3 separate regions of the Mus musculus genome follow, and all the other regions are linked to region 2. The links are chromatin loops, found by intact Hi-C in ENCODE. Cell type or tissue: left cerebral cortex. All regions are shown on one strand.

Region 1 (8,000 bases), 250 kb before region 2:
CCTCTCATCAGGTGAGCAGGCCACAGGTGGACCACTGAGTTTTTCATGTACCCCTCACACAGCAGGCAGATGGCCAGGGTGGCCAGCTTGGGGTGAGCCTGTCTGCAGGGAGGGCCAAGGCCTGCCGTGAGACCCAGCCTGACCCAGATCCTTCTTTTTACCTCCAGTTTCAAGTTTGGACGGAAGATCTTCTACGTGAATTACCTGAGTGAGCTGAGCGAGCACGTGAAGCTGGAGCAGTTGGGGATCCCTCGCCAAGTGCTCAAGTGAGACAGCAGGGTGGGCCCGAGAGCTGGGTGCGCAGGGGGAAGGGGGGACTTGTGGGTCCACTGGTCAGCTGTGTGCTTGTGTTGTTTGGGAGGCAGAGTAACCTGGGTGGGAGTCAGGAGTCTGGGGAAACTGGAGAAAGGCAGTGTCAAGATCCAGAGATAGATGGAACCCCATTTCTGTCACAAGCTGTTGACTAAATCTCTTTAGAGTGTTTTTTGCTGCGTTACATCAAGTGGGACTATTTTGAGGACATAGGAAATAATGCGTGTAAAATCACACAGTGAAGACTTGATAAAGTTGGCTACAAGACTACAGAGCCGGGGGGCCTGACCCTTGTTCCATCTGCTCCCCTAGGTATGATGACTTCCTCAAATCCACACAGAAAAGCCCTGCAACAGCTCCCAAGCCCATGCCACCACGGCCCCCCCTGCCCAATCAGCAGTTTGGGGTCTCCTTACAGCAGTGAGTATGCTAAAGCCAGGCATGTCAGGCTGGGGGTGGGGTGGGGGTGGACCAGTATGCAGAACCCCAGCTCACCTCTTTGCTCCCTCAGCCTCCAGGAGAAAAGCCCAGGCCAGGACCCCATTCCCATTGTCCTCAGGGAGACCGTCGCCTACTTGCAGGCTCACGGTGAGTGCCATGCAGTCCAAGGCCTGCTGAAGCCAAGCCACCTCGTCACCCAGCTGCCCTTGAGAAACTCTGGGCAGGGCATAGAGAAGTGCGCTCCCAATGACCCTTCTTGGAACTCCAAGACTGATAGGGTAGGGAGGAGCTCCATCCCCCAGAGCGCTGAGACTCACCAGGCCCCCTTGGTTTCCAGCTCTCACCACTGAGGGCATCTTCCGGAGGTCTGCCAACACCCAGGTTGTCCGGGAAGTGCAGCAGAAATACAATATGGGTGAGTGGGCTGTGTGTGCACATTGATGGGGTCTCGGTGTGTGTTTGAGAAGGTGAGGCATGCTGGGAGTTTGAGGGCTGTTAACATGTCCCAGGTTTTCTTCTGGCCAGACGTTTCTGTGTCCTTTGGTATGGCCACATAGGTCCTACTTCTGCCTGGACGATCCAGGTTTGCTGCCTCACGTTCAGGGGCTGCAGCCTTGGGTTCAAGCTCATGTAGAGGAGTAACTGTCCTGTATGACAGTGACCTCAGGCTCTGGGTGGCCTGAGTCATCCCTTGTTACAGAAGAGAAGAGGCAGATGTATGGGGTGTCCTGGGGAAAGGCAGCTTGGGCAGTGGACAAGGACAGAGTGAGGCATGGCCTGCTGGCCCCTGGCTTGCCTAGTGCTCTCTCAATCTTTTTCTTCCCCATGAAGGGCTGCCGGTGGACTTTGACCAGTACAACGAGCTGCACTTGCCCGCTGTCATCCTCAAGACATTCCTTCGGGAGCTTCCTGAACCCTTGCTAACCTTTGACCTGTACCCCCATGTTGTGGGCTTCCTCAGTGAGTTCTCTCTTTCCTCCTCAGCTGTGCAAATCCTTTGGCACTGAGCCTTCTCTCGCCCTGCCCCGCAGGCTTGTGGGCCTGAGCAGCTCCTAGGAATTTCAGTTGGGGTTCCCCCTGCTAGGCTCATCATATCAAGGTTTCCAAAGCTAGTCCTATGCCCTTGTAACCTAGACCTCTATTCTTCACAGATATTGATGAAAGCCAGAGAGTGGAAGTGACACAGCAGGTTCTCCAAACTCTGCCAGAGGAGAACTACCAGGTGCTTCATTTCCTGACTGCCTTCCTGGTGCAGGTGAGATGTCCCCTGGCTTCCTCAGCCCACCTGGTGAGGTGACGGGGAGGAGATGCTCTCATTGCTTGGATGCTCTGGAAGGAGCTGCTGGGAGTAGGAGGCAGAGGCCAGAGATTCTAGCTGCAGCCCTTTCCTTCCACAGATATCTGCCCACTGTGACCAGAACAAGATGACCAACACTAACTTGGCTGTAGTCTTCGGCCCTAACCTGCTCTGGGCTAAAGATGCTGCCATCACCCTCAAGGCTATCAATCCCATCAACACCTTCACTAAGTTCCTCCTGGATCATCAAGGGGAATTGTTCCCCAGCACAGATGCCCAGGGGGTCTGAGCTCACCACCTCCAGCCCCTTCTCTGGCAGCCCGAGTTGGACTTGTCCTCCTGGCATTAACCTTACTGGAGTCCAGGGCTCCTGCCTAGGAAGGGGCCCTGAAGCCCCAGAAGATGGAAGTTGGAGCCTACTAACTGGGCAGCCCCTCCTGTCCCTCTGCCCGTCCCACCTTACCGGCCCTGGAGGCCTCTGTTACCGTAAGACATTTTCTTTGCCTTATACCTCTCACTGCCTCTCTGGTTGCTGGGCTTGGTTCTTCTAGGATTTAGCCACAGTAAACCTTTTCCTTTTTCCTGCCTGTTTCCCTGGCGAGTGTAGAAGACTACATCACTGCTGGCTGTGCTGGTAGCTGGGGCTGGTCCTCTCTTTCCTGATTGCTAGGAAGTGAGCATTGGCCTGGGTGCAAGTTCCCTGTGCCTGCCCTCCCTGCTAATAGGGATGATAAGACCAGAGTTGGCCTGTCACTTCTGCCTCCTGGGTCTGTTCTTCCCCAAGTGGTACTGCCCCCAGAGTGTACTATTCCCTCATTTCTGCCACACTTGGCACTTTGGATATCAAGACTCAGAATCTGAGTGTCTATTGAAATGGTCCTGTCCACTCCCAGGGAGAGCCGTAGTGTCTGGTAGGATCAGTTACAGCAGTCCTGGCCCTCCATTCATTCTCATGTGCACAGATCTTCAGCCAAAGGCTATAGTAGGTCTTTCAGGTGTGGAGTCATTTTGATCCCTGTTCTAGCCAGAGATACCAATGTCTCTCACTTTCTACCTGGGGACTCTCGGAGAGTCAGAAACTCAGAAGCCCTGAAGACTGACAGAGCTTTTACTAATAGATCACCCCTGCTGGATAGGTTCTAGCAGCTTCCTTAGGGGAGTGTGGTGGCCACAGGGCCTCTTGTCTTTCAGAAAGCTGAGCCCCAGTGATGATTGGTAGCTTTCATTCTATTCCTAATGAAGCCTTGTGACTCTTCCCGAAGTCCACTGCCTAATGACAGGGAGGTACCTGCAGTGACCTTGCCCTACAGGTGTGGCTAGGCATGACAGCTCCAGAGGTGGTACTGGCTACCATGAGATCTGTACTGATGATCTTGCAGCTGAGGCTGGGCCTGACCTCACTGGCTCTTTCTTGCACCACTGTTGTAGCAGGTCTCTGGTGCCACAAGTGCTGCTGTCAGTCCCCAGCCTCACACCTGACCCAGCCTGGGTCACTCTGCTTTTGCCCACATTTTTGTATCAAGTGTTGCTACACTCCATTTACTGAGGAGCCTTTGGACCTCTTGTTTTCCTCCTGCCCGGTCCTGTCAGTCTGTGGCAGGGGACGCTCTTACTGTGAATCTAGTGTTCACATTTACCACGATTTCCTTGGCACCAATCATGTATTTTACCGTTTGCACTTTTTGTATTTCAATAAAAATGTAAATGAAAAAAACCCATTTGGCTGTTTAGGAAGTAAGACCCTGAAATTCACAACCAGACAGGAAGTATGGTATAGTTGAGAAAGAGAGCTTTAGGGAGTCCCCTCCTTAGTCCATCTGCTGTCTGCTAAATTTTCTCGGGGAAATATGAACAAACCTGTACTCCAGATAAGGTACCAATTAATGTCCAAAAAAAAAAAATCAGTCCAAGTCTGCTTGAGGATTGTGATCTCAAGAAGCTGTGTCCCAGAGGACTCTGTGGGAACTGCACAGATGGGGTCCCTCCTTTAGTCAGCCTTCATCTTCTGCACACTTCCAAAATCACATGCAACTGGGGCAGAGTTATATAGAGTATCTAGTTAGGTGACCCTGGCTAGCCAGAGTTATATAGAGTATCTAGTTAGGTGACCCTGGCTAGCCTTCTAAAACTATGCAGGTCAGGCTGGCCTAAAACTCAACAGAGATTTGCCCACCTGAATGCTGGGATTAAAGGCATAAGCCATTCATAGACATAGTCTTAGTTGGGAACCAATCCTGAATCTTCCCGGTAAGAGCCTTTTGTGCGTTTGCGAGGGTGGGACTTTTGAGACAGGGTTTCTCTGTGTGTAGCCTTGGCTGCCCTTGAACTCAGATCTGCCTGCTTCTGTGACACCATGCCCTTGCTTGGTTTAGAAGGGTTACTTTCAGACTGGCAGAACACCTGGCAAGAATGTAGATCTCATCCCGAAAACTAGAAAAGGGTTTGTTTTGAGCCTGGAATTTAGAGGTCTGCCGGGATCAAAGGTGTGCATCATCACATCCAAGATATATCTTATGTGGGTTGTTTTTTGAGACTTGGTCTCCCTCTGCAGCCAGGTTGGTCTCTATTCTCTTTTTTTTTTTTGGTTTTTCGAGACAGGGTTTCTCTGTATAGCCCTGGCTGTCCTGGAACTCACTTTGTAGACCAGGCTGGCCTCAAACTCAGAAATCCACCTTCCTCTGCCTCCTGAGTGCTGGGATTAAAGGTGTGCGCCACCGCACCCGGCTTTGTTCTGATTCTTTTGAATGTAGTGATTGCAAGCTTGAACCATCACATTTGACTTTTATGTTTTGCCCAAATTTCAGTTGTCAAGGGCAGGTTCCAGATACCTGCCTATTGCTATCAGGTCATGGTGGCCTATGGTGGCCCAGGGTAGCTGCCTAGCCAGAGCCACTGGTTACAGCAGTGTTAAGATAGTGGCTGTAAACACTAGCCCCGAGCTTCAAGGAGGCAGTTCCATTGCACAGCTGTGGCCTTGATTCAGGTGCCTTGAGACACAAGGCTTTGATGGTTTGATTTCTTGTAGCAATGCTCAGTGGCAGGCTTGGTGACCCAGGAAAACAGCAGAGCCAGCCAGAGCTGGGGAGAGCTGTTGACTTGTGTTGGGATCCTGGCAGGGCCTTTACAGTTACTCAGGTGCTAGGAAACAAAACCTTGGCAATAAGGTCTCTCAGGCAAAGGGTGAAGCAGACACATTGTTGGCCATGGAGCTGCTGGAGACTCCAGCCAAAGGAGGCTCAGCAAGGATGTTACTACCATTGCTGACCCAGATTGGACAGCTGTGTTGTTTGGCTGTGTGTGTTATGGTCTGAATCCGATGCCGTTTACAAGGGCACCCAGGCTTTTACTGGCAAAGTGGGCTGACTCCATTGTTCTCAGCTCTATTCTTAGGCTGATGGTCCCACTGTTGTCTTTAGGCTGGACTTGACTTGGGTGCAGGGGACCGAGCCTACACAAATATCTTGTTGACTTTTGCATCCAGAACTATGTATACACTGGCTCTGCAGTGTTGCAGTGTGCACTAGGAGGCAGATGTGTATCCATAGCGGGGGTGCATGTGTGTACATCAGACCTAATTATTCGGCACTTCTGAGAGTCCACTGCACAGACCACGCCTCCCCACACTTCCCTCATTTGCTCAGCCACAACCTTGTTGTGAGGTGTGTTGCATCCTCTGCAGCTTGTCCTCCCCTCTAAGGATTTTATGTCCTGCAGGTAGGGTAGTGAGTGTGCTATGAGTGTGCTAACAGCAGCCCACCCTGGAAGGAGATTTTACAAGAGTTCTTCACTGAATATTCAACCACATAGCCCTGTCTTGGGGGAACAATATAAGGGTCTAGAGAGTCAGGGCTGTTAGTTACTTGATCAAGTCTCAAGACTGAAGCAGCCTTGAGACTCAGGACTCTGAAATTCAGGCTCCACCCTTCGCTCATGAAAGCTGTTGGTGGCTCAGTGATGCAGAGGTGGGACTGGTGAACTAGCTGTCAAGACATTTGGAATAGGAAGCTATGAAGTACAGAAAACTTTTTATTGGAAATCTCTTGATTATATTTCCAGGTGTAGCTCTCATTTCCCAACAAAGCACTGGAGGGGCCTTACCTGGTCCTAGCCTGAGCTTGGCTGCATTGGTCTAGAGAGCATCCTTCCATTGTGTAGGGCTGAAGGGCAGAGGCTACCGTGAAGGATGCTCTGCTCAGCTTCCCTGGCCTCCTTCCTAATAATCTAGGACATAAAGGCTGCTGTCTGCAAAGGCCACTGGCTGAGCCCTGCAAAGAACCCGTGCCCTCACCCCCCTACAGTTCTGGCTCTGGGGGGTATATCTGGTTTAAGTAGGCCATGAGTGTGCCCCTGACCCAAAGGCTGCAATGGCATTTGGCCACCACCGCTGGGCACATTTCTCTGTGGCAGCAAAGCATGCACAGGGGAAAGGCTCCAGTGTTACATGCAGATTTCTAACAAGCAGTTGCGAGCCACCTGCTCCAATGCGTAACAGCTGCTGCCAGTGAGGATCCAGGGACAGAGGAACAGAGCAGGCTGGCAGAGGCACTTGACTCACTCAAGCAAACCTGAAGGTTTACGTCAACCATAAGCTCAGCTTTGGTTTCTTGAAGGGGAACCAATCCAGCTTGTAAAGCCAGGGCCTCGTACAGACTCTGGGACTAGAGGAAGGAGGAAGAGCTCCCTAGTCCTGCTCCAGGCTCAGGAACTTGAGCAGCAGGACACACAGTGCTCCTGGGGCACCGTGTGCAACACAACTCTGAGGAGTCACCACACTGAACATACCCGAGATTTCCTGGGGTACGCAGCATGCTGGGGAAGCCTAACGCCTGCACATGTCCATACACGCAGCCTGAGGGGGCCGCTTGGCCTTTGCCAGGCCATTCCTGATCTCTCCTTAGATGTGACAGGAGTATCCTCACAGGTACTGAGCAATCTTCACGGGAGGCCGACATCCCAGAAGAAACCCTCCTCCTTCCCCAGTGGAACTGCTAACCCCAAACATACTTCTATAAAATATCTGATTTCTCTGAAAGTAATAAATATTTACCATGGTCTATATCCACGCAGCAGCGATTGAGGGAAAACGAGGAAAGAACCTTTCTGTGACTCTCAATAACGAATTCTACAAACAGGCTGTTGCAGCCTTTGGGAAATGGTGGCTAGCTTTGGAATACTTGTCATTTTAGGCAGATTGGCCTGTCATATTGTCAAAAGCACAGGCCCAGGAAGGCAAGGGATGGAAGGTGGGAGAAAGGGAGTGAATGAAAACGGAAGGAAGGGAAGGGGAGAAAGAAGGGTGGGAGAGTGGGGTGGTCCAGGAAGTGATGCAGGGCCCTCCTTCGCCCGGGTTGGTCTCCTTGGTTTTCTTCCTCTTTCTGCCTTGCCCAGCGTTCTAGCCACCAGCTGGAATGTCAGGTGGTTGATGGTAAGGACAAGCAGGTAGGGGCCGGCCTCAGGGTAGACCCAGGCAGGAGGCTGGTAGCAGGAAGAACAGATGACACCCTTTGTGAAGCAGCTGAGGACAGTCCTTGCTGAGGCTCTGTTACAGCCAGCTTCCAGCTCGACGGCCCGAGTCCTCGCCAAGTCCGGCACTGGGCCTGACTGCTGCCATGAGTCTCCAGGAAGTTCAAGAGCAGGGACTTGTAGGTCCCATAGGGGAACCACCCTGTCTTTCACCTGGCCAGAACCAGCATGAAGGCTAGGAAGCAGCTGAGGAAGAGGAGGTTCTCTGCTGGGTCCACAGAAAGGGGGTGCTGCAGACACTCGGGACACTTTTACTGCAGGGTTTCCACAAAGGCATCGAATTCTCGGACATTCTTCTCATGCACAGCCAGCTTCTCTGGTAAGGAGTCCTGTAGCAGGCAAAGAAGAGGGGCTTACTCCAGAAGGCCTTGAAGAGGCAGCCAGCCATCAGTAGAAAAATCAGGAACTGGGCAGTGCCAGGCAAACT
Region 2 (8,000 bases):
CTCGACGACTATCGCAGAGGCTTCTCGACAGAAGTCAGCCCACTGCTGGGACTGCACGCTCTCCATTCTTGACGATGCAGTTAGGACCAGGTGCCTGGGGCCACTAAGATAATGGTTCCAAAGTCAGGGTTTCTTCGCAGCCCAAATTTTGCTCCTTTCTCAACCCTTTCCCCACCCACAGACCGGGCGCTTGCCGGTGGTTCCCGCCATGGGAACTGGTCATTCGCTGATAGTCCAGCATTTGCTCCCGCACACAAATTCGCGGTTACGGCCACCCAAGCTCTATGGCCAGACACGCACACACATGCACACGCACGTGTCCACATGGCGCTGGTATGCTCACACGTTCAAAGGCGCACCGGTATCCAGGCGTGGCGGGGCGCACACTGGCACATGCAAACAGCTACTAGTGTCTACTCGAGCTCCCGAGTAGTCACACACAAACACAACTCGCACTCGTTTTCCCACCTACACGTTCCTTGATGGGTGCCTTGCGGGGTGCGGGTGGAATCCCGACGCCCTAAAGTTTTTCATCCTCGAAACCCTGGCCGAACCTAAGGGACCTTTGTGGCAACCTGGGACCACGGAGACAGGCAGTATCTCCCTCCCTTTGCTCCTTTGTGGGAGAAGCCCTGCCCTGACGCTTTTCTGTATTTGCGGTTTACTCTGGGACTTGACGTGGTGAACCTCCGGCTCGGGGTCCGGAGCTGGCACCGGGGACCGACATTGCCATCTAGCGGTGCTCACAGGCCAGGGTGATGGCTGCTTGCCTTCTCGGATTCTAGATGGGCGGGATTTGGGGGGGGGGGGGAGGCAGAGAATTGTGCCTGAAGGTGCTGTGGTCTGAACATCTGAGAGACTATCAGAGAAGTCTAGAAAGAAAACTGGGACCAAGTTGAGAAAACTGAATTTACCCAGTCTGCATCTGTCGGGGCTCCGGGAAGACCAAACCACCCACCATTCATCTGGTCATTTACTTGTCAAGGCTGTTTCTTGGTCCCAGGAGGACAAAAGGTCAAACCCAAGTGAGGGAACTGGAATATGAGGGTTCCACATCTAAGATGCATCTTGGGGGGCTTCTATCCTGTGTGGTTTGGGGAATATCTTGGAGATAAAGTGTCGCAGACCCTCCCCTTCTTACGAATGGATGACTTTGATCAGGTTCATTATCACGATGCCCTTCGGTAAGAGGACTTTTATGTCTGTAAGAGGAGGTTACCAATAGTACTTACCTTGTCTGGGTGCTATAGGCAGTAAACTTTGAGGGGCTTCTGACTCAATAAACAAGAGAGATTGTATTTTTCCTAGCTCACACATCTTGCCCCCCACCTCCCCACCTTCATCTTCTTATCCTGCTGGCTGCTGGCTGTGCTCTGGTCCTGAGAGACTAAAGTGAAGGTTTCCTTGGTGCATGCTAATGGCTCCCCTACTGCCTCGTCCCTGTCCCTGCCAGTGGGTATTTGGGGTGGGGTGAGGTAGGGAGAACAGCCTCTATGCTTGATGCTACCCTCCAAGCATCTGATGCTTAAGGCCCCATTTTGGAGCTGAATACCACTGTGGAGTCCCTTGAAAGAACTGATCTGTCTTTTGCCCTTGACTCCTTGGGTGACCTTGGAGTGTCACTACCCCACTTCCTCCTGTCTTCCTTTGACCAGTGGATTTAACTTTGAAGCCAGAAGGCAATCTCTTGTATCTCTTGTGTTGGAGCTGGAGAGCTTGGCCCAAGCTTGGCTGGTGCCATTTCCAGTTGGAGAGCAAGCTGAGGTGCTAAGGGGGTCCCCTGGCTGTTCAAAGGCCATAGTGGGACAAGATCCTCTATTTTGTAAATGACAGAACTAGTTCTCAGAGGGCAAATGGTTCTCCTCGGACTGTACAGCTAGACCTTGCTGGCCTACTATTGAACCCAAGCTGCAGACTTGGCGCCTGTTCCTCCACAGCTGGCTGCTGCACCCTCTCTTCCTCTTACACACACACACAGGCTCGCATGCACGCGCGTGCACGCACACACACACAGATGCACACACAGACGCACAGGACTGCGTATACGACCTGCGTGTGGCTGAGATGGTGCCTTTGTGCGTATGTGGAATGCTTGTGTGTTGGCGGGTGTGAAGGAGGCTGGGCTGAGCGGCTGCCCTGGCACAGCGTGCTGGGCGTGGGCCTCCCTCACATGTATGGAAGAGGAAGGGGAGGAGGAGAGATGAAGGGAGCCTGGTGGGAGGGAAGGCAAACTCTGGGGAGGGGCTCTGTAGGACTTTAGCTGGGTCATCCTCTGTGTGGGATGTGAACTCTTAGGCTGGCTCCGGGGTAATTCCCTCATCTTTTGGCTCCACGAGGGAGCTTGTCCTTAGTTCTTGGGAAATCAAATAGACCCTTCTTCAGCTGCTGTGTCTTTCAGGCTTCTGATTTCTTTGCTGGGGATCTAACAGCCCCCACTCTGTCCATTCTTCACCCCTGGGACTGGGCTGGGCAGGCGAAGCTGAACTTCCTGCGTCATCTCTCTAGTCCCTTTCCTATTCTTCCTCTTCCAGGTGTCCCAGCTCCCACCTCACCTCCTCTGGTCGCTAGCGTGACCTCCCTAGCCCTTAGAACCATCAGGTCCTGTGTCTTTCTTGACTGCTCTCCTTGCTCCCAAATGCACTGGAGCAGCCACAGGATGTCAAGGAAATGTGGAACCTTATTTAACACCTCTGAGCCTGTTTCCTCAATATCTGCCTTCGGTTGTGAGGAAACACAGAGTGCAGGAACTCAGTAGACAATCTATGCTGGCTGCGATGATGATGATGGTGGTGGTGGTGGTGATGATGACGACGACAGTGTAGGAATGGGAGAACAAATCTCCCTTGGCCACGATTGGTTAAGAAATGTCCACGTGGCTGGACATGGTGGAGCATACCTGCAGTTCTGGTCCTCTAGAGGCAGAGGCAGGCAGATCAAGGCCTGTGACTTTGAGGTCAGCCAGGTCTACACAGTAAGACCTTCTTTCAAAAACAAACAAACAAAAAAATTAAAGGAAGAAGAAGAAAGAAAAGAGATGAGCAAGTGGGGCTGCAGATGTAGCTCAGCGGTACACGTGTGTGGCACATGTCTGCCATGTGTATAGCTTTGTCTACAACCTTCAGTAACCAAAAAACAGGGGTTGGGAAGTGACAGGCCTGAGTGGGCAAACAACTAGACATTTGGCCCCGCTGCCTGCTTCAAGTCCTTGGGGCCATTTCCTCATGCCCCTTGCTTTCCTGAGCTCTGTCTCTGGGCCTTTGCCGTATCTCCTTGCCTTCCTTCCCACCAGCTTTCCTCCTTGCCCTCATCTGCGTCATCTTCAGGGTGAGGCCGGTGATCAGCCAGCAAGCACCAAGTTCTCTCCCGTCTTCTCTCTCAGCCTTCCCTTCACCATCTTCTTTCTAGCAGTGTCCCCCTCCCCCGCCATGTGTTTCTGTTTCCCCCCAAAACTAGATGATCCATTCTGAGATGGGGACCATGTGTGTTCATTCACTTTTATAACCTCAGCCCTGAGCTGATTACAGTACTTGCCTGAGGAAGCTTCCAGTAAACGGTAGAGGACTGAGAACTCAGGAATGGTTGGCACAGGGAGCCCTGACATTTTCCTGGATAAAGTTCCTCCAGCCACAGTTTGTGACTCCTCCCCCCCTCCCCCCTCCCCCATCCTCTTCCACCATTCACTTCTGTGCTGTCTCCTTCCTCCTCCAGCCACTGCCCACCTGTCTCCAGTTGGGTTCAGCATGGCGAACTTCACACCTGTCAATGGCAGCTCAGCCAATCAGTCTGTGCGCCTGGTCACAACAGCCCACAACCACCTGGAGACAGTGGAGATGGTGTTCATTGCGACAGTGACTGGTTCCCTGAGCCTGGTGACTGTGGTGGGTAACATCCTGGTGATGCTGTCCATCAAGGTCAACAGGCAGTTGCAGACAGTCAACAACTACTTCCTGTTCAGCCTGGCGTGTGCAGATCTCATCATAGGGGCGTTCTCTATGAACCTTTACACCTTATACATCATCAAGGGCTACTGGCCCCTGGGTGCCGTGGTCTGTGACCTGTGGCTGGCCCTGGACTATGTGGTGAGCAATGCCTCTGTCATGAACCTTCTCATCATCAGCTTTGACCGCTATTTCTGCGTCACCAAGCCCCTCACCTATCCAGCCCGCCGCACTACTAAGATGGCAGGCCTCATGATTGCAGCCGCCTGGGTCTTGTCCTTTGTACTCTGGGCCCCTGCCATCTTGTTCTGGCAGTTTGTGGTGGGCAAGAGGACAGTGCCTGATAACCAGTGCTTCATCCAGTTCTTGTCCAACCCGGCGGTGACCTTCGGCACAGCCATTGCTGCCTTCTACCTGCCTGTGGTCATCATGACGGTGCTGTATATTCATATCTCGCTGGCCAGCCGCAGCCGTGTTCACAAGCATCGACCCGAGGGCCCCAAGGAGAAGAAGGCCAAGACTCTGGCTTTCCTCAAGAGCCCTCTGATGAAGCCGAGCATTAAGAAACCTCCACCAGGGGGCGCTTCTCGAGAGGAACTGCGCAACGGGAAGCTAGAAGAGGCTCCTCCGCCAGCCCTGCCCCCGCCTCCACGCCCAGTGGCTGACAAGGACACTTCCAATGAGTCCAGCTCAGGCAGTGCCACCCAGAACACCAAGGAACGGCCACCCACAGAGCTGTCCACCACAGAGGCCGCCACCACACCAGCGCTGCCCGCTCCTACCCTGCAGCCACGAACCCTCAACCCAGCCTCCAAGTGGTCCAAGATCCAAATTGTGACAAAGCAGACAGGCAGTGAATGTGTGACTGCCATCGAGATCGTACCTGCCACGCCAGCTGGTATGCGCCCAGCAGCCAATGTGGCCCGAAAGTTTGCCAGCATCGCTCGTAACCAGGTGCGCAAGAAGCGGCAGATGGCGGCCCGGGAGCGCAAAGTGACTCGGACAATCTTTGCCATTCTGCTGGCCTTCATCCTCACCTGGACACCCTACAATGTCATGGTCCTGGTGAACACCTTTTGCCAGAGCTGTATCCCCGAAAGGGTGTGGTCCATCGGCTACTGGCTCTGCTACGTCAACAGCACGATCAACCCTGCCTGCTATGCACTCTGCAATGCCACTTTCAAAAAGACCTTCCGGCACCTTTTGCTGTGCCAGTATCGGAACATCGGCACAGCCAGGTAGACGGGCAGGTGCCTTAGGAGGTGCTGGTGTCAAGAGTGTGTACCGGGGAACCACATGGCTCACCGGCTGTGGAGGAGAGAGTAGGCGGCCCCACTCTGAGTTCGCATCTGCTGAAGAGAACAGGTCTCCCAGACACCGTGAGGTACAAGAGGCTCTTCGCTGGGATGGGAGAGCAGATCTCTACTGAAGCCTAGGAGGCTCGGCCCAGGGACGGTCTGAACTGGCACCACCTGGCCCATATCTTTTACCTTGCCTCAGGAAGATGGGGGACGATGGCTGGAGTGGGCAGTGGCTCTATCAAGGCCAACCATCGGTGGAGGTGGATGAATAGAGCAGAACTTGGGAGCATCTTGAGAGGAGCAAAAGGAGCCAGGCTTGCAAGGGTGGGGTCCCCCGTTATGCTGTAATCGGTGCTTTCCGCCTTCCTGCGCCCTCCTCTCCCTTGCATGTAGGCTCAGCCCTTCCCCTGCCCCCAAGTCCCACTCCAAGGTGAGGGACTTCCCTGCCACTGTTGCTCAGCCAGGCTCTGGATGGGAAGCCAAGCCCTTTGGCACTCCCCTGGCCAGCAGTCATCTGGACAGGGCAACTGGGAGGCCATGCTAAGCCGAGATACAGACTCCAGGGGACTGAATCAATTAATGGTGGATCTTATTGTCAAATTGTCAAGAACCCCCCCCCCCAGGTCACACATCAAATGAACAGCAGTGGGCAGTGTTCCTCTCTACCTCTGAGCGGAGGGAGGTATGGGTCCAAGGAGGGAAAGGTGATGGTGGGGAACTTGGTGATCCATACAGCCCACAGTGGCGAATGACACAAGCAAGCACCCTCATGGATCCCCAATGAGAAAATTCCAGACTTGCAGTAGCCTGGACCAGAAACTCTTGATGAGCTGGGACAGAGTTCAAGTGAGTCACCTAGGTCCCCTTCCCTAACCCCAGCCCTGTGGGTCCCTGGGAGACTTTTTTTTTTTTTTTTTTTTTTTTTGTAAATGTTCTGCTCTTTTTCCACGAGCTGTAGGGAGCACTTCCTTCATAGCCCTCAGCTCCCCTCAGTCCATCTTTCCCCATCTTCCCACCTCCGACAGAGCTCCATGGCAAACTGGGAAGGGGCTTTTATATATTAAAAAAGAAGCTTTTATTGGAAAAAAGTGAGTTTATTTTATTCATTTCTTAATAACAAGTATCAGGGTGGGGAGAACAAAAGAGGGTATGGGGAGGCTCACTTTCCAGAATCTCTTGTCCCTCCCCACTTTGGGCACTTGGTGTGGGCGTGAGAGGACAGGCGTGATTGACAGAGCTGACAGGAAGACAAAAGGCACTGGTGGGTTATATCTTGGGCCTGTGGGAGAGGAGGGCTCCGTTCAGGCTCCAGGCGAGGCCGGAGGCTCTCTGGCCTCCTGACTTAGTCCTTTCCTTTTCCTTTCTTGGCTGGAAAACAATAACGGAGATGCATTAGTGCGGTGGGTGACCTAGCTCGGACTCACCAGACAACGCAGACATGTCCATCAAGGAGAGAAAATCCTGCCCCCTAGTGGTGACTGACCAGTTCACCTGGAAGTGGTGGGAAAGGGCAGCCATGTGATATGAAACCTTTCTTTATTCGTTCAACTTTTTAACCCTCGCGCCCCCCCCCCCCCTTTAAAGACAGACTCTCAAGTCTCTCAGTCTGTAACCTTGAACTCAAGGCAGTGTTACTGCCTCAGTCCTGAAGTGCCGCTTTTTACAGGCACGAGCTACCAAGCCTGACTTTCAACTTTCTATTTTCATCTAGGATCAGAGTACTCCAAGTTCCTCACCGGGGAAATGGGCAGAGTCACCTCTGCCCTGCTGGCCTCAATAGCTGTTGGGAGTCAGGTAGCAGCATGTACCTTTGGGACAGCCTTTCCATAGTTTTAAGCGCAGAGTTAACTCCTCCCTGATCCCACCCCACCTTCCTCAGTTGACAAAGACAAGCCTTTCCCAGGAACCCAGGTCGGATGATCCAACAGAAAGAGTAGTTCCTACTTGGGCAGAGGGTTTAGCATCTCCTGAGAGTGGCCCTCAAGTGCCTGCCCATTCCTAACTTTAAGACTGCTCTGCAGAGACAGAGCATGGAGTAGCCTGGCCCACAACCCCACCATATTCGCTGACCTTTGGTCTTTGACTTGGTCTTGGAGGTGCAGGGCTTAGTCACGCGGATGGTCTCCTGGCACTGGGCATTGTACCGCGCCTTCTTCAGGGTCCCTTGGCGGGCTTTGGTGCCAGTGCTCCCATCACACGCCCCCCAGCTCTCAAACTTGTATTTGCAGTCGGCTGATGGGAGAGTGGCCCCACGGTGAGAGACAGGAGGGTTGTGGATGTCCTCCCTGCCTCCGGTTTATAAGGACATACCCTCTGGCTTCCCGCCCTCCTCCCGCGCGCCACCTCACCTCCAAATTCCTTCTTCCAGTTGCAGGGCACCTTGCAATGGACGCGCTGGGTCTGGGCCCCACAGGTACCCTCGCGGAAGCCCATGCCGCAGTCCTTGCTGCTGGGGGTGCAGGGCCCCCAGGTCCACTCCGAACACTCGCTGCCCTTCTTCACCTTCTCTACAGGGCGCAAGGAACAAAGTTAAGGACATGGCGTGCCGGACCAGCACTTGGTCACACGGCCTGCCTCACCTGCCCACCCCAGCTTTTACTCCTGAGCCCATCCTATCCCATCACCTTTTTTTTTGGCCACCGCGGACGTGACCACCAAGAGGGCAAGAAGGGCGAGAAGGAAGAAGCCTCGGTGCTGCATCCTAGGGGTAAAACCTGGGTTAGAGTTTCTCGCCTAGTCTCTTCTCCGCTAGGAACCGCGG
Region 3 (8,000 bases), 240 kb before region 2:
TCGCTGGTGGGCTCACCATAGGATCAGCATCCTCCAGCTCCAAATTCTTGGGAGCAAACATGGCGAAAGGTATGTCCAAACTCGTCACAGTCACCTGAAGAGAGAAAGGAGGAAAGTGCTCCTGCCTGTCCCTCCACAGTAAATGTGGTTCTTACAGGATGCCAGCCTGGAGCCGAAGCCCATCATGCGACCCTGGCTTCCTTGCCTCCCTGTCCCCTATATGTTCCCAGCAGAGGATTATGGGACTCTGGCTGGGAATGCTTAGTCATAGTTACTGAGGAACAATATATTGCAGTATAGGTCTGCTGATTATTAATCCTCAAACTTGCACACACACAAATGCTGCAAGCAATTTCAGCAATTCTATAGGACACTGTGCAGAGGACCTTACTCTAAGAACACAGATAATAAGCACTTAGGCAGAGGCAGAAGGAATCACCTGATTGATGGGTTTGTTGACAAATGCTCCCACTTTTCGGACAAAGATAGTCTCCAAGATGTCATGGGGTGAGGCCCGTCCTTCACTGCTGTTAGACACAGTCTCAGTGTCCTCACTAAAGAAGAAATGGAAAGTGGGTGCTCACTCTCAAACCACAGAACATCTCTAGTGCCTGTGGAGTCACTGCGGAGACACAGCCTGGGGAAGATGTCTGTCCTGACTCTTGGCTTGGAAGATGATGACTTGCTTGGACAACTAAATGTTCACACGTGAATGAAACTTTACATTGTAAAAGTGTGAGCTCCAATAAAATCCTATCAGAGATGCCAGAGACAATCAAACACATTATCCAGACACAGTAAGCAACTCTCACACAGCTACACCTTAGCATTCATCAATACCATAATCAACCTCACATTTTAGCCCCTTATTTCTGATTCCCTAAAAAACCACCATAAGGCCCTATAGTTTAAAGCTGAGTTTGGTTATCCATGTCTCTAATCTCACTGAGAAGGCTTCTGAGTTCCTAAGACCTGACAGTCAGAGCCCTCACCACCCAGAGTCCATATCGTCAGCTACTCCCAGACATTAGCATCAGAGTCCAGGATCAGAAAACTGGAGTGCCAAGTAAATAATAGATCTTCCTTAATTGTGACTGGGGCTGGAGTGAAAAAGATCAGCATTTGATAAGACAGGAATAAACTGTTTTACCTGACTGGCACACACAATTTTTCCAAACATTTCCCTTCCCACCACTATGCCAATGAAAAAGTACATTGGGCATTTTTCCAATGGAAAACTTCCAGGGAGAGGAGCATGTTATTCTTTTTATCTTATGGCTGTCCAGATCAGGGGAGACAGGGAAGGAGAGCTTGCAGTGCTTGCAGTGCAGCTTTCCAGAGACAGTCAGGGTGCAAACTACACAAATGTGTGTGTGTGTGTGTGTGTGTGTGTGTGTGTGTGTGTGTGTGTGTGTGTGTGTGTGTGTGTGTGTGTGTGTGCGCGCGCGCGCGCATGCTCATACAATGTTAAAAAAAAGGAAAAGCCCTGCTATTCTTCTTAGCAGCTAAAACCCAGATAGGTTCCTTACATACCAGCTGCAATATTAGACACTCATCAAAGACCTTAAGGGTTACATCTTGGGAACAAAAACTGCCAGGCCCTGTGTCTATCAGGGTATCCAGGTCCCTGGATGGCCATGACTCATGGAACTCACCTGCTTGAGGGCGTGGCGGCACAATGGGTCCCATCAGAAGGCATGTGCATCACCAGTCTCTCGGGATCAGCCTGGGCACCATGAGTGGGGTGGCTGGGAGCAAGAGTTACCCCGCCTTCCTTCCCAGGAACCATCAGCTTTGGAGGGAATGGAAAGACAAAGTGAACGATGGCAGTGCGAAGCAGCTGGTGAACCTCATAAGCTTTCCCATCTCCAGGGCCTCCTCCAGGTAGGCAGCCATCATGGACCTTAATTCTCTTGGGATGTGGTTACTGAAAGACATGCGTGGTGATGACTACAAAGGGAGAAGGCAGAGAGATAGAGAAACCCTGGCAAAGTCATTCCCTTCCAAAAGCTGGGGATCCACCCACTTAGAAAATCATGAAAGTCCTCCAAGTTACTCTGTTGCTCCTCAGGAGAGGAGGCAGCCCTGGGAAGCCCATGGTCCTCCCCATCTTGAAAGGTACCTGGTGAGCGTGTGTAGTGTTTAAGCCAGCAGTAAACACTACTGGATAAGCCAGGTCAGCCGATCCAAGGCCCAGGACAGCAGGCTGATAGGAAAGGCGAGAGCTTGAGAGCTGAGCAAGAGAAAAACAGAGGGGCAGAGGAAAGGCAAGGAGAAAAGGCAATCCTAGCATGTGAGCCATGCTAGAGCTCAGGAGAGAGTCAGGAGCAGATCCCAGTGGGATGAGGGCCAAGGGTGGGCCAGCCTTTTTCAATAAGGAAAAAGAGATTTCTTTGATCTGGGATTAGGACTCCAGCTCTAGAGCTTCCCAAGGGCCTTTAGTGAGTGTCTGGCTCCCCAGTTCCCTGTTTCCAGCCCAGCAGATCCCCTGGGTACAATCCTGGGGCACATTTCCCAAGTCACCCTATTTTCTCCCTATCCTTGAGATCCATTTGAAACTAAAGCAATCTTCTCTAATCACACCTCTATCACCCCTGGGTATGGACGGCTCCTGTTTATATTGAAAATAGAAAGATTACCAGTCATGGACTGTTTATTTGGAAATCTGATATAAATAACTGTGTGTACTTTTCACATCAACGGAAGGAGGAGGGGTAAATAAAAACCACTATTTTTAGTTGCTGGGTTGTGGCTATGTCCTGCTAAAATCAATTACCAAGCCTTAAAATAATCCCACAGAACATCTGGGGACCAAATAACTATACCCTATACTCTGTTTTCATTTTGTTAAGTAGAAAGAAGCCATCTGATCATCCCCGTTTTCCCATTATGAACTCACTTGATGGGAAAAGGCCAGTCCTGCCATGGGGACCCTCAGAGTGTCCGTCACCACAGGAGTAGGGGTCTGAAAATGTGCCTTTGTGACAGTAAACACACACTGTGCACAGACACACAGAGAGACAGGAGAAACAAGAAAAAAAGAAAAGGGACTTGAGAAAGAAGTGGGAAAGAAAAAACCTCCAGAAGGGGCAGCAGTGAGCAGTGAACAGAGTACTGAGAGGCAGGGAGAAGAGTGCAAGCCGGCTTCCCAAAGCAGCAACCAGGAGGGGACATTTAGCTCAGGGTGTGCCTCTTTGACAGGCAGCTAGAAAATGAACTGACTCAAGTGGGAATGACATGGCAAAACAGAAGCCTGAGCCAGGCATTAATCTGTCGTTAGCTGAAAGGTGTGGGAGGACGTGAGGGAGCAGCTCCCTCAGGAGAGCCTCGAGCCTATGGAGACCAACCTCAGAACTGAGGGCCTTGCTCAGGAAGCCCACCCTCAGCCTGCAGAGACCATGGCAAAAAGCTGAAATTTGCTGGCTATATTATTAGTAAGCTTAGGTGTACATTTCTGTATGACATCCTGGGAATGACTGGGAATACAGTATGTGAGTGTATGTGAGTGTGTGTGTGTGTGTGCACGCGCGCGCATGTGTATAGTCTAGCAGTTGGGAGAACTTGAGAATAAAAGCTTGGGTGTGCTAAACATTTAGGATTCCAAAGCTACTTTAAACACCCTAATTATCTGGGGTTCTCCTGTTTCAGCTTTAAATCTGACTGCCACACATGTAACGTGGCAGAAATGGCGTTCCCTAGCCCCCCAAAATAAAACTGTAGTAAAAAAATTTTAATGGAAAACAACAACATTAAATCTCCCAATTAACACACTGGTAGCTGAGCATGGGAACACATGCCTGATCCTAGCACCTAGAAGACGGAGACAGGAGGACCAGGCGTTCAAAGACAGTCTTGGCTGCACTGCAAGTTATGAGACCTTGTTTCAAACAAACAAAAGAAGTCATGATGTGCATGCTCGTAATCTCAGAAGGCAAGAAAAGGAGAATGGCCACGAAGTCATTCAAAGGCAGCCTGGTCCACGTAGTGTGCTCTAGGCCAGCCAAGAATCCATGCAAAGCACTACCTTAAAAACAGAAACCTAAACAAGTTAGATGGGAAGAGGATGAAGCAACGAGGCAGAAGGTAAAGGAGCCTGAGGAGTGTGGGGTGATGTCAGTCTCAGCCCATGCTGATTACATAAGGCTGCGCTGCGCTTCCTGGGGATGCTGGCATCAGAATTCAGGGCAGGACTTACTGAAGGAACTGTGTGGCCACTCAAGACTCGCTCCCGTGGGAAAGTCAGTGGCTGAGATGCTTGGACAGAGGGCGTGGCCAGGCAGGTAGAGAGGGCGTGGCCAGGCAGGTAGAGAGGGCGTGGCCAGGCAGGCAGATGGCTGTATCAGCTTGAAGAAAAGCAGTGCTTCTGCATGTTGTTTTCAATTTTATATTAAGTACTTCCTGCTCTTTGGTACATAGTCTACTATTATGAAGTGAAATTTATTACTTATTAAGAAAATAAGCAAGGAGTGGTAGTAGACACTTTTAATCCTAGCACTCAGGAGGCAGAGGGAGGTGGATCTCTCAGTTCGAGGTCAGCCTGGTTTACAGAGTGAGTTCTAGGACAGCAAAGGCTAGTCAGAGAAACCCTATTTTGAAAACAAAACAAAACAAAACAAAAACAAAACAAAACTAAACTAAAAATGGAGCAACTAAATCAACACATGCATGTTAGAGTGATCTCATCACCAAAGGGCATAGATTAAGTTTGGACAACATTCCCTAAAGCCCACACGAATACACACAGCCCCCATAACCCTTTTCCTACCTGGGAGGGAGGGGATGTGGAAAAAGATGTGGTACACACTTCCTGAGAGTCTTCCACTGACGGGTACGCGACCCCTGCGTCCTCAGCAGTTCTACCGTCGGGAGGGAGGGAGGGAGGGAGGAACGACGATGGAGTTTATATAATCACAATAGCCGACTTCAGAAAGTATGCAAACAGTGCTTAGGAAAGGCTGGGAGCTGTGTCAACGAGTTCTAGCCAGAGATTATAAAGCCAGACAGCAAACCAAAAACCATTTTTCATAGTTCACAAAGTCCCGACATCTTGCAGTCCCCAAATAACCTGGAGGAGGTGATGTGGCCACAAACCTGAACACCCAGTTAGTTCCTAGATACGGTGGCTCAGGCCTTGGTGTACCTAACAGGCAGCAGCGAGAACAAAACTAGCCTTTTCATTTCTACCCACATGGCTCGAGGCTGCTATTGCTTAGCTGTAGCTTGGGGGAGACTCGTCTCAGCCCTTACCTGTAATTACAGGGGTGCATAGGAGAAGAGCTGGGATAGGGACGGTCAACAAAGTGATCAATGATAATCCCCATGATAGGTGGGGTCCTCTCAAATTGCCTGTAATGCAAGAAGCACAATACAGTATTTGTTAGAATATCTTCCAAGTCACCTTCAAGTCCAGAGGGCCCATTATGGCATAGTCACTTCAGGTCTACCCAGAACCTTAATGCTACAGTCTCTAAATATAAGCCACAACTTTACTTCTGGACAGCTTGGCTAGGGACACTTAAAATCTCCACCATGAGCCGGGCGTGGTAGCGCACACCTTTAATCCCAGCACTTGGGAGGCAGAGGCAGGCGGATTTCTGAGTTCGAGGCCAGCCTGGTCTATAGAATGAGTTCCAGGACAGCCAGGGCGATACAGAGAAACCCTGACTCGGAAAAAAAAAAAAATCTCCACTATGACAGTGATGTGCGCACGAGCACTTACTTTCTTTCTCTCTCTCTCTCTCTCTCTCAAATGCATTCTGGGAAGGGTGGCTTTCAGCTCTCATCAGCATGAACTGTAGTTTTAGCCTTGGAGTTCTGGAGAAGCCAGAACTTTTAACATCCTTGGAAAGCTCTTAATGGACCCTGACCTCTTCCTCACCTGGTGGACATGAATGCCAAGTTAATTCTATAAGCACAGGAAAGAGTGAGGGTGCCCACAGGGGTGCCCACTGTTCCAACTCGAACTGTCTGGAAGCCTAGAAGAGAGGAAATATCAACTTATGTCCAAAGAAGGCTGACACCAACCGTTCTTGGCCAGCCTGCTATCTAGGTCACTGGCATTACTTGCTGATTCAGCGTACAAGGAAAGCAACTTCACTCTTGTGTGTCCACACTAGCATATACTCTCTACTGACCTGATGTTTAAAAACAAAAAGAGAGAGAGAGGGATTTGGTGGCATGCACGTCTTTAATCCCAGTACAAGACAGGCAGAGCAGAGCAGAGACAAACCACAAGGAAAGCACTGGGCCAGTAGCACAGGGCTTAATCAGCATGCAGGAAGGGGAGGAGAAAGACATGAGTGAGGTGAGAGGGGAGGGGAGGAAGGGCAGCAGACGGGAGGGGGAGAGAGGGAAAGGGAATGAGAAACCCCACACACTGAATTCCGGCTGAAACTTTTCAAAAATTAGTATTTCAACCCTGGTAGCTCCTTAGTCAACTGGCACGCGCCTCTTTATGTTTCCTTACTGTAGTATACACTTTAAAGTTATGGTGTGCTATACAAGGTTAGTCACGTAGCCAAGCAACAATTGAGCCCATCTCTGAAGTCAGTACAGCTCTTAACACCACAAATGTTTCTGGCCTGAATGCATACATACCTTCTCCTAAGCCATTCAGTTGAACTTCCCCAAAATAAATCCTGTAGGGAATGAAAAAAAGAAGTGACATCCCACTCTACACTCTCGAAGGCCATGGCTAAAACACTGAGAAATAGCCTAAACAAGCCCCACTTTCTCATCTGCACGGACAACTTTCCTCACTCAACTAAGCCCTGGGCACAAACACCCATAAGGTGATAGCTACATAAGACACAATGACCCATAAGCCTTTAATCCTAGCACTCAGGAGCCAGAGGCGGGTGAATCTCTGTGAGTTCAAGGCCAGCCTGGTCTACATAGCGAGCTCTAGGATAGCCAGGGCTACACAGAGAAACTCTGTCTCAAAAACAAAAACAAAGAGAGAAGACAGAGGGATGGAGGGAGGGAAAGGGGGAGGAAGAGGGAGAGGAGAGAGAGAGAAAAAAAAGAAGAGAGAGAAGGAGGGAGGGAGAGAAGGAGGGAGGGAGAGGGAGATGGAGGAGGAAAATAGGCTGAGATGGCAGAAATGGCTAGGTCCTCCATAAATACCCAAGCTTCTGTGGCAGGTCCTTTACCTGTGGCAAGGCCATTGCATCCACCCTTAAACGGTTTCTTGTAAGGCTTTTGCCACAGCAACAAAAAAAGTAACAGACACAATAAGAAATGAGTGAAGACTAAAAAGATCTATTACAGCCAAAGTCTAATAATTCTCAGCCGGGTGATGTTGGCACACGCCTTTAATCCCAGCACTCGGGAGGCAGAGGCAGGTGGATTTCTGAGTTTGAGGCCAGCCTGGTCTACAAAGTGAGTTCCAGGACAGCCAGGGCTACACAGAGAAACCCTGTCTCAAAAACAAAACAAAACAAAACAAAACAAAACAAAACAAAACAAAACAAAACAAGTCTAATAATTCTCAACAAACACACAACTTGATATCTGAGAGAGAAATGTTAGGGAACTGTCAAGTTAGAGTTAAGGAAGACTTACTTGGTAAATATTCTCAGTAAGTTTGCTCCTGTGTAACTGGCAATTATCTTTGGTCCCTCCATACTAAAATGGTAGTCCTACAGGTCAGCTCTACTTTTGACAAAGGCTAAAATCAACAGCTCCTCTCCAACACAAAGCATTCCTGATGACTTTACTACATCCCCTCCCCACCAGCTGACCAGGCAAACTAACAAGGGATCTGATGCTCCACCCTGCCCACCTAGGCTTGATCAGCTACTGTCCTCTCTATGTGCAGTCAGTGATCTGTGCTTCTAGGCCATCCTGTTCTACACAGCACATTACAGGACAGCCAGGGGCACATGGAAAGACCCGTCTCAAAAACACCAACTTCCACTCCCCCACACAGGAGGGAAAACCCCACCACTAAGTATAGAGCCTCTATACCTCATAAACTACTTGCACTAAAATGGAACTCA

What was found. A loop is a pair of places that touch in the nucleus more often than their neighbours do. Peaks named below come from ENCODE experiments on the same cell type or tissue, not always from the same donor. Only the 100,000 strongest peaks of a DNase experiment are listed, where the experiment ranks them.
Region 1: a loop joins it to region 2, with 2.5 times the contacts of the local background. A loop is called at or near these places in 2 of 42 quality-filtered maps.
Region 3: a loop joins it to region 2, with 2.4 times the contacts of the local background. A loop is called at or near these places in 2 of 42 quality-filtered maps.

What each region holds. Positions count from the first base shown.
Region 1 is chr2:91,668,562-91,676,561 of GRCm38, forward strand. Arhgap1 (Rho GTPase activating protein 1) reads left to right here. Exons shown (of 14, transcript NM_001359970.1): 7 at 1-11; 8 at 168-266; 9 at 625-732; 10 at 824-900; 11 at 1,091-1,168; 12 at 1,585-1,713; 13 at 1,905-2,008; 14 at 2,151-3,764. The coding sequence ends at 2,339. It overlaps Atg13 (autophagy related 13), which reads right to left. Exons shown (of 17, transcript NM_001355419.1): 17 at 6,051-7,902. The coding sequence ends at 7,825. Among named protein-coding and RNA genes, the nearest start is that of Arhgap1, 22 kb to the left of the region's middle. In left cerebral cortex, a CTCF peak has its summit at 3,978; DNase peaks (open chromatin) are centred at 5,038 and 6,559; H3K27ac peaks cover 891 bases.
Region 2 is chr2:91,923,509-91,931,508 of GRCm38, forward strand. It overlaps Chrm4 (cholinergic receptor, muscarinic 4), which reads left to right. Exons shown (of 2, transcript NM_007699.2): 2 at 3,709-6,321. The coding sequence starts at 3,741. The coding sequence ends at 5,180. Mdk (midkine) reads right to left here. Exons shown (of 5, transcript NM_001012336.2): 2 at 7,864-7,940; 3 at 7,588-7,746; 4 at 7,310-7,471; 5 at 6,297-6,607. The coding sequence starts at 7,939. The coding sequence ends at 6,582. Among named protein-coding and RNA genes, the nearest start is that of Mdk, 4.4 kb to the right of the region's middle. In left cerebral cortex, CTCF peaks have their summits at 724 (motif pointing left), 4,516 (motif pointing right) and 6,709 (motif pointing left); DNase peaks (open chromatin) are centred at 441, 707, 2,111, 4,188 and 4 more places; H3K4me3 peaks cover 3,060 bases; H3K27ac peaks cover 4,083 bases.
Region 3 is chr2:91,679,904-91,687,903 of GRCm38, forward strand. It overlaps Atg13 (autophagy related 13), which reads right to left. Exons shown (of 17, transcript NM_001355419.1): 7 at 6,598-6,638; 8 at 5,879-5,975; 9 at 5,248-5,346; 10 at 4,766-4,856; 11 at 2,123-2,233; 12 at 1,656-1,792; 13 at 440-554; 14 at 17-94. Among named protein-coding and RNA genes, the nearest start is that of Atg13, 27 kb to the right of the region's middle. In left cerebral cortex, a CTCF peak has its summit at 3,094; DNase peaks (open chromatin) are centred at 3,108 and 4,137; H3K27ac peaks cover 1,036 bases.